2 separate regions of the Homo sapiens genome follow, and region 2 is linked to region 1. A link is a contact called in ENCODE Hi-C or POLR2A ChIA-PET data. All regions are on one chromosome and are shown on one strand. The core of a region is the stretch at or near the end of the contact, and the rest is flanking DNA. Distances in the headings are between cores, read along the strand shown. Region 1 has its middle 25 kb from the start of GPR12. Region 2 holds the start of RNF6 (ring finger protein 6).

What was found. Hi-C counts contacts between places; a loop is a spot of excess contacts on that map. ChIA-PET counts read pairs that join two places held with the same protein, here RNA polymerase II (POLR2A). Pooled maps may share reads with other maps.
Region 2: a map of B cell shows a loop between it and region 1 (7-fold over the local background). The contact joins the promoter of RNF6 here to the enhancer-like site in region 1. A Hi-C loop is called at or near these places in 1 of 168 maps with a recorded cell type or tissue (B cell) and 2 of 50 pooled maps. POLR2A ChIA-PET finds 5 or more read pairs at or near these places in 2 of 52 experiments (H1 and SK-N-SH).

What each region holds. Positions count from the first base shown.
Region 1 is chr13:26,783,140-26,787,477 of GRCh38, forward strand. No RefSeq gene overlaps it. Among named protein-coding and RNA genes, the nearest start is that of GPR12, 25 kb to the left of the region's middle. RefSeq lists enhancers at 1,829-2,444, 2,227-2,276 and a silencer at 2,977-3,026. Within about 2 kb of position 2,777, at least 7 of the 41 ENCODE cell types and tissues checked have a DNase peak (open chromatin) inside an H3K27ac peak, as active enhancers do; they include B cell, where a contact is called at or near this core.
Region 2 is chr13:26,219,809-26,224,019 of GRCh38, forward strand. RNF6 (ring finger protein 6) reads right to left here and starts at 2,506. Exons shown (of 5, transcript NM_005977.4): 1 at 2,195-2,506; 2 at 1,440-1,522. RefSeq lists enhancers at 1,278-2,159, 2,160-3,041, 2,187-2,566 and a silencer at 1,687-1,736.

The DNA.
Region 1 (4,338 bases), core at 1,527-4,026:
AACAGGGAGGTCCCTGGTGTAAGGGGGACACTGGTTACATTTTGGGAGTCAGGCTTGAAGAACCAGGAATGCCGAAAGTCAAAATGGCAAAGTTCATAGCCTAAATGGCCAAAGGTCAGGAGTTCAGGGCAGAGATCCCAGAGCATCTGATTTTCAGGCCCATGTTCTTTGCACTTCATGTGCATCCTGTGGTGGAGCTGGCCCTGTGACCATGACCATGAAGGTGCAGAACTGTGCAGATGCAGCTCCTGCCAGAGCAAATGTGCAGGAAGGCTGGGCGCATGATTACTGCCTCTCCAGGACCAGCCCTACACAACCTGCCTCACTCTGGGAGCCCCCAGTACACTGGCCTCACAGGTGTGTGCAATCCCATGAAATGTGCTGTGGAGCTAAGAAGAGCTTCTGTGCCATGTCAGATGGAGCTCCTCTGACACTCAGCAAAACTTGTGCTGGGAAAAGAGTCTCAGGTTGCCCCAGAAGGCTCCAAGGCCTTCAGTTCAATGGCAAGGTGTAGTCTCACCTGGAATTCATTTAATTAATTCCTTGGGGGGAAGCCAAGGATCCCCTCCAGTTTTGGGGTTCCCACAGCTGTTTGTTGAGTGAGGGTCCCACAGGAGCCCATACAAAGCCTGGGCTGAGCTGAGAGGTGACCTCGGTGGTCTTCAGTTGGCTGTGACTCAATCTTACTGTGGAACGTACATTTCCATAGAACTAGGGCAGAAGTCGTTGTCAGAGTCACATAGGTGCCTTGAGGAAGGAGCCAGGACTTGAGACCCTAGGGCTGATGGATTCTCTTTGCTACCTGAAGCACGTACACACCAAGTATGGGCAAGCTTGTCTATGGAATTAAATCTGAATGTTGATGATGAAAGTGAGAATAAAAGCATAATATGAATTTTATGTATTGCTAGGGATTTTTTTTCTCATAAGAAGGAAAACATGAGCATATTCGTAAATATAGTTTTCTTACATCAGGACAGATGGATATGACCATTTGAATAAGATTGGAACCTTAGCTCTTAAAGCAGGGGATCGGCTTTCTGTCTTTAACAAACTCAGATATGCAGAGGCCAGAAAAGTAGGATCATTGTAGTTAAAAACACGAGTCAGCCACTGAAAAGCATCTCTCTAAGCAGTTGGATTTCAGCTGATTTGGTAAATATTAATATAGCCCTGTGTTTCATTTACTCTTGGATGCATAAAGCATCAAGTCTTCTTTTTCTTATGAATACTCTAAATTAATTTCCTGAAGACAATTTTAGAAGCCTTGTTTTAAAACGTTTAGGGAAAAATGTCTACCAAGGTGATTATTCTGCAGAAAGCCATATTCCTTTTGATGTGTATCAAGGCATGTTTAACTTGACTCGGTAAGTAAGCATTGAGCACTCTGGACATGAGAAATACAACAGTGAGCACAATGAAAAGGCCTCCATCCCTGAAAGCTCATCACCTCGTAGGGGAGGTGACAAAAAGTAAATCAACAAACACAACAATTGTGATTGCAGTAAGTTTTGTGAAGGCAATTTTTGTTAGACAAGAAATTCTGTTAGAACAGGAGTTTGATAAAGATTCATGTCTCCTCTGTGGGTGCCACATGCCCACTGTCTGTCCCGGTCAGGAGGGGTGATCTGGTGGCAGGACAGGCTGGTAAGTGCAGTAGAGCCAGGAAGCTGCAATTGAGGAGCTGTGCACTGGAACTGAGGAAGCAAGACAGGAAAAGGAAGCCCACTCCACCCCTAGTCATGGACCTGCCTCTAGTCACGTTACCGTGGAAGTTCCCAGAACACTCTGTGCTTCTCTCCACTTAGCTCCTAGACTTTCCGCTGGCTACTGTACTCTTAGGTTCCAGGACCAAGAAAAGCCTTAGGTTGTCCCACGTGGTACCTTTTATTATTAAGATACAGGAGAGGAAAAAGGAAATGGCAACCCCTATGCAGTGGCCTTGAGTTGGCAGTAGCCTGGTGGTGCTGCAGCTCAGGGGTGTGCAGGCAACGCGGTCACAGCCCCCAAGCAGGAGGTCCCCACTGCATCTGGCTCAGGCTCTATCTCCAGTGTGATTCAGCTACACCACTGCTGCTGCAACCTGACACACCCAATCACTACAGCATTCCTTGTGCCCTGTCCCTTGGTCAACCTCAGTCTCCCTACATCTTATGTTCTCACTCTGATATTTTCTGCCTGCCTGGGCTGCTCCTCGTTTTGTATAGATGATTTGTAACGGACAGAACTTTGCAGCAACTGTTCAACCCTCTGGGTCAGGTGCCCATGGCCGGTGCTACCACCTGCAGTGCCTGTGAAAGGGGAAGTTCCCTTGTTCCCCTCGCAGGGCGTGCGATGGGGGAGTGGCTTGCTTCTTCAGTGCCCCGCTGCTCAAATCTCTAGGGGAGCCTACAGGCGGGCAGGCTGTGGGGCGCCGACCCTACAGCAGTGTCTAGATGAATGTTTACAGCTCCTGAAGCCCCGTGGGCATGTGCTACAGGGTGCTTTCTTAGTTTGCTGTCTATAGGCGCTTATGTTAGCTCCATTAGACCCTCTACCTTGTCGCAAGGACAGAGAGCTTTCTGTATCCCGGGTTCTTGCCTTGGAGTACCAGAAGAATCGGATCACACCTGGGCTTGGAGAATGAGTGCAAGGTTTTGTTGAGTCGAGGTAGCTCTCAGCATATGAGGGAAGTCAGAAGGGGATGGAGCAGGAAGATTTTTCCCTGGAGTCAGGCCACTCAGCGGCTCAGCAGCCTGGGCTCTCCTCAGACTGCCTCAGCCAAACTCTGCATCGTTCTGCTTCTGCCTCAGCCAAACTCTGCATCATTCGGCTTCTACCGGTGGCCTGCCGGCATGCAGGCACTGGAGATCCAGCTGTCTGTGTGTCTGCCTACTAGGGTATCCGGGTTTTTATAGGCACAGGATGGGGGCATGGCATTTGGGCAGGAAATGCCTGTCCTCCCCGACGTCGGTGGGGGTGGAGCCCTAGCCAGGGACCACGCCCTCCTCTACCCAGCACTTCCCTTCCCCGTATCGTTTAAAGGGACCAGCTGTTCCCTTCCCAGCACTTCCCTATCACCTGCAGGCAAATTGGAGAAGAGATTCCCCTCCAGAGCAGATGATTCTAAAAGGGCTTGTCTTTGGGTGGACTAATTCAAAAAGGAGCCCTTTCCCCAGGCTGTGGCACCCCCAGCAAGTACATGCTTTTCGGCAGCTGAACACTGCCTGGATTTCAGACCTCAACTGCCCTCTAGGCCAAGTGTCTTCTTCAAAGCACAACCTGCACATGTAGTAGCCCTGCAGGTGTGAATTCTCGATCCCAGCAGCTTACTCACGGAGGTGGGGTCAGGTGGTACAAACATGCCCTCTGGGTAGGAAGCCATTCAGAAGAAAGCTGGGGCTGGAGTGGACACCCGAGCCTTCCCAGACTGGTCTGTGGGCACTGTCACTACAGGAATTGCCGGACCAATGGAAAAAGGTATTCTTTCATCTTCTCCTGGTGGCATGGACAACCAGGCCTTTGGGTTCTAGAACTGTGGGCTCCCTTGCCCTAGAAGTCATAGGGAGTTGGTCCAAGTAGCAGAGATTTCCACTTTTAAATAGTCAGTGAAGGGCAAGACAAAAAGCCCATGTCTCAGTGAACTGCTGACCAGCAGCCCCTGCTACAGAAAAGAGACTGCATTCACATTTCCAGGTAGCTTGTGTGGGGTTGTTTTAAACAGATAAGAGAATGCCCTCTTTTGGTGGCAATTGTAACATTTTATAGCAACTGAAAAGCTAGAATCTTTGATAGGTGTGATTTACAAGCAATCTATTTTTTGTGGTCAAAAAAAGTTCAAATAAATGTTTCCAGGTGTCAGCGCCTGGTGGTGTGGCTTTGACTTTTAGACAAGAACAGATGGCTGGTATTTTGGGTTATGCAGATCCAAATTCATTTTGGAATCAGGGAGAAGACACAGTTCATACTAAATCTTCTCTGCATGAAAATAGCCTGAAAGCAGAGGAAAAATTCTCTGACATCACTTCCCAATTATTCCTGACTGGGTAAGCACCGGAGTGACCCAAGGAATAGGGGAGGGCTGGGGAGTCACACTGTCAAATAAAGTCTGGCTCCAAGTTGTCACTTGCTCCCAAGGATGAGTAGCCACTTGGAGCCAAATCTGGTTTGGTTTGGAATAAAAAGAAATGGAGCACTTCCTGCTCTGTGTGTTGGGAGTCACACAGCAATTCGTGCCTGTTCCAGCTGCTCCTCCACCACCAGCTCCTGAGTCCAAGTCACTTCGTGTCTTCCCTGAACCACTCCCATAACTGCCTCTGGGGGCCTGCATTCACGAGGTGCCCTCCAGAACATTCTCCA
Region 2 (4,211 bases), core at 1,256-3,755, 560 kb before region 1:
GCTTACATATAAAATGAAAAACAGCTTCTAGGAAATACAACACAATTGGCACTTACTTCTTTGCCTAAAGCCATTAAGTCAGACTGGATTTGGGTTTACCACACAATGCTCATGCCTGAATACCATAGTGATTATCTCATTTTTGACCATGTTGACGATCTGGAAAAGTTGATCCAGAAGTCCTCATTTATGTTTCAGGATCTGGGTACTTCACATTAATTACAAATTTTAGGCTTGAATTATGCACATTCTTCACTTAATGAGCAAAGGGATACTGGGATGATATAATTTACATTTGTTTTCAGCAAGGTATTCTTTCCAAAATAAGGCTCATGAATGTAATATTATCCCCCACTGCACTTTGATGAGGTGAAAATCATTTAGCCTAATTAATATCTACTGAACAAACTGGAAGGTGGTCTCTTATTAAAGCTTACCAGGAAGACTTTGAAACCCAACAGGAAACAAGACATCATGTATGGCTCAAGGATTGTGAAAGTGCATCAGAGCACTTTGTATCACCCCATATCAAGCCTCATCCTTAAGCCTGGAATGGTTAGTCCCAGGAGTTTCAGAATGCCAGTGAAACTTCCTGACTTTGCCTAAGAAACCACTATTTTTGGATTATATTTAAGTGTCACTCCTGAGAAGCTCACTTTTAAATTACATGGAAATCAAGAGAGAAAGATGTTTGTTTCACAAATATTTTAGAATTTCTTAAATACATCTATTCAGTAAGTCACACTAAAGCAATGGTTCTCAAACTCACTTAAGGGTATTTTTAAAAATCTAGATGCCCAAATCTCATCCCCAATCCTTGATTAGAGTTTTCCAGGGTAGGACCAGGTCTGCTGTTAAGAGCTAATTTGGGTGTTCTGCAGATGAAATAAACTATTCCTCGACAATTTCTGGCATGTCACTAAAGGGTATGAGTAATACAGCACCTGACTCAGTAGAGGCTGGAGGCTCAAATGGCTAGGCTACCAGTGAAGCAACTGTGCAACTCTGCCTCTCGAAATACACTAGGTATTTAATAAGCAAGCTGCTTTAAATATAAGGTGAAATTAGCCTACAAGTCTAAAATACTGTTGGAGTAAGCAACTATTCAATTTCACCTGTAACACTAAATTACAAATTCAAGGATTTTTTTCACTGTGGTTATTTTATTATGTCATTTTGAACAAATGACCTAGTAACATTATCCACTCAAATATGAATTAACACTACTAAAAACTCAAGATCTCTATCTTCAGATTAAGACCATAATTAGCAAAGAGCATATTTCGTAGGTACAGCAATAATAGGATTTTTGTAATAAATAATTTTACAAGTTGAAGCCTATCATAAAATCAAGTTACCCTAATATTATTTAAAACTTGAGCTTCTCCTTAAAGGTAATTTTCTTATACAGTTAATCACAATGAAAACAAAGCGAATACCTTATTTTCCTTTCAACACGCTTTTAACATATGCCATGGTATCCATCCTTCAATTGTTTGTGCCTTTTTTGAGAGCTGCCCATCTGAAGCAATAAAAGAGAGTTGAATAATTCAATAAACTGTTTCTTTAAAGGCCAGGAACGGGTGGTAGTCTCCCCACTCTGCTGCAAAGCCAAAGCAAATTCTCCAGTGGATTTTGTTAGACACATCTAGAAAATTAGATCCCCATACAATTAGGTCACGAAAACCTCCCGCAAGGCCCCTACCTTCCGCAACAAACTTAGGCCTTTCGTCCTACACTGTCACTGTTCCTGGGTTTACGCCTCCTCTCTCAAAGGCCTTCCTTCCTATCCCGTTCCCATTCGGATGTTACCAGGGTTAGGCGTCTCCGGCTTACTTCTAAACCTTGACTTTCTTGCCACCCCCGCCCTCCGTCCCGCTACTGGTTTCTTTCCCGGCCGTTGCGACGGAAGCTCGCGCCGGGGGACGATCCCCACTACGATAAATAAAGTGGGCTCAAGAGGCCCAACCAACCTCTTCCCAACCGAGCCTCAAGTAACGCTTCCCTTAGAGACCTAGATTCTCACAAGGAAGCAGGTGATAGACGGTGCATCCCAACCAATCACCAGCCAGCGGAGCGCAATAAGAAGGCAGTTAACCAATCGGAGAAGAGATGGGTGGCTCGAAGGATGGCCTGCTTTCCCCGGCGTCTCCAGGAAGTAGTGGTGGGACCCAGATCTTTCCCTCGAGCCCACCTCTCCAGGTCTTGGGCCTTCGCCCTCCTGTCCGGAGAACGTGTGCTGTGGGCGGCCGTTCTCTCGGGTGCTGGAGGCTGTGGTTGGGAGGCGGGATAGGCTTGCCGCCGCGCCTCCGGAGCCCGCTGTGCCCTCGAATTGGCCACTGAGGAGAGAAGCCGGAAGCCCGTGCTGCAGCGTGGGGTCGTCCAGCTGGAGGGGATACTCGGGAGGAAGAACGGCAGGCCCCAGCCCTTCTTTCCCGACAGCCACGCCGCCCACTTGGCGGCGGGGAGTCGCTCCGCAGCCGGCCCGGAGCTCGCCCGTGCAACTGAAAACTGCGTCCGTCGGGAGCTAGGGTGCCTGGCGTCCCGCGTTCCGCCCTCTTGCGCCGCCCTTACAGTGCCTCCTCCTCGAGGCCAAATGCCCGGCCGCTCAGCGCTCGTGGCAGCCGCGTAGTTGCAGAGACACGGTCTGCTTTCCAGGCTTGGGAAGTCCCAGCACTTAACTCTGCGCGTCGGTGTCGCTCGTTTGCCAGCCAGACTATAAAGTGCACCCAACGGTGTATGCGTCTCTTTACTTCCGGGTGTAACGTACTACCCAGCCAGGCCCTTTCCCTTGCTGTGCTTTGGAACCTGGAAATTACAAACCCTAATAAATTCTGAAGTCTGTCTGTCTGTCTATCTCTATTTGAGACAAGGTCTCATCCTGTCGCCCAGGCTAGAGCGATCGTAGCTCACTGCAGCCTCCAGCGATCCTCCCTCCTCATCCCAGTAGCTGGAACTACAGGCGCTTGCCATTAATTTCACATTTTTTCTTTTGTAGAGACGGGGGTCTCGCTATGTTGCCCAGGCTGGTTTCGTACTCGGCCTCAAGCAATCCTCTCACCTCAGCAAAATGGGATTACAGGCATGAGGCACCGCACCCCACTATATTTTGTGTTTTTTCACCTTCCCGCTAGGAAAGCAGTTTGAAACTCCCAACATTCCTCCCTCTGATTTTATTTCTGAGATGTGAGGCTTACTAAACTTACCTCACCGTTAGTTAAGATGCTGAGTAGGTCTCTGTCTAACCTGGTATAGTCCCCTTTCCTGACATCCCTACCATCTGATGACTTCATCACTGGAGAGTGCTCACAATGCCGTTACTTGTTATTCTTCCGTTTGTTCTTTCATTTCTGCATTAACTTTTGAGGAACTACCATATCCCCATTATTATGCTGGGCACCTGGATAACAAGCTACATGCAGTCCTTAGCATCAATGAGCTACCAGTGTAGTAAGGATCTATGGACAAGTGTTTAAAATAAGCATATGGATATGGATACTAAAATGGAAATATATAAAACAGCCTAGAAAGCCCTTCCAGATCTTTCTTCTGCTTACATTTACAGGCTGTTGTCTTGGCACTCCGAAACTGCTTGAAGTTCCGCCACAAGATATGGGAACTCCTAAGCAACCCCCAACTCCACTTTTACCTAATTTCCTCTGTCTCCCAAAACTCAGCTCAGTTCTCATCTTTAAGGAATTTTTCCTGATACCTCTGAAATAACACCCTTACCTCACCCTCCAGCCCGATATTTACACATAAAACTAAGCAAATGTCCCTTTTGGGGGCTCCCATACTCCCTCTATATATAAAACCCTATTTTAGCATGTATTCATGTATTTAACAAATAGTGAGTGTGACTATGTATTAGGTGCTGGTGATGACAGCCGTGAATCAGACAGTCATGTCCTCATAGAATGAAGTCCTTGCCCTCTTTTCCCATGGAAAAAGAGCCATTGAGCAAATACTTAAGATGATTTTCTGTTTTTAGGTCTTTACTACCTAGAGTCTGAACTGCTTAAGTGTGATCAAATGGTCTAATTCATTTTTGTAATCCCAGAACTTAGCACAGCACTTGGCAGAACATTCTCCTCAGCCTACTGCATAGATGAGCAGAGAAAAATGCAATCTTTTGGCAAACGGGATTAATGCACACAGTACAACGACTTCAGATATTGTGAACACACATCATAGAAAATAACAAGTAGAAA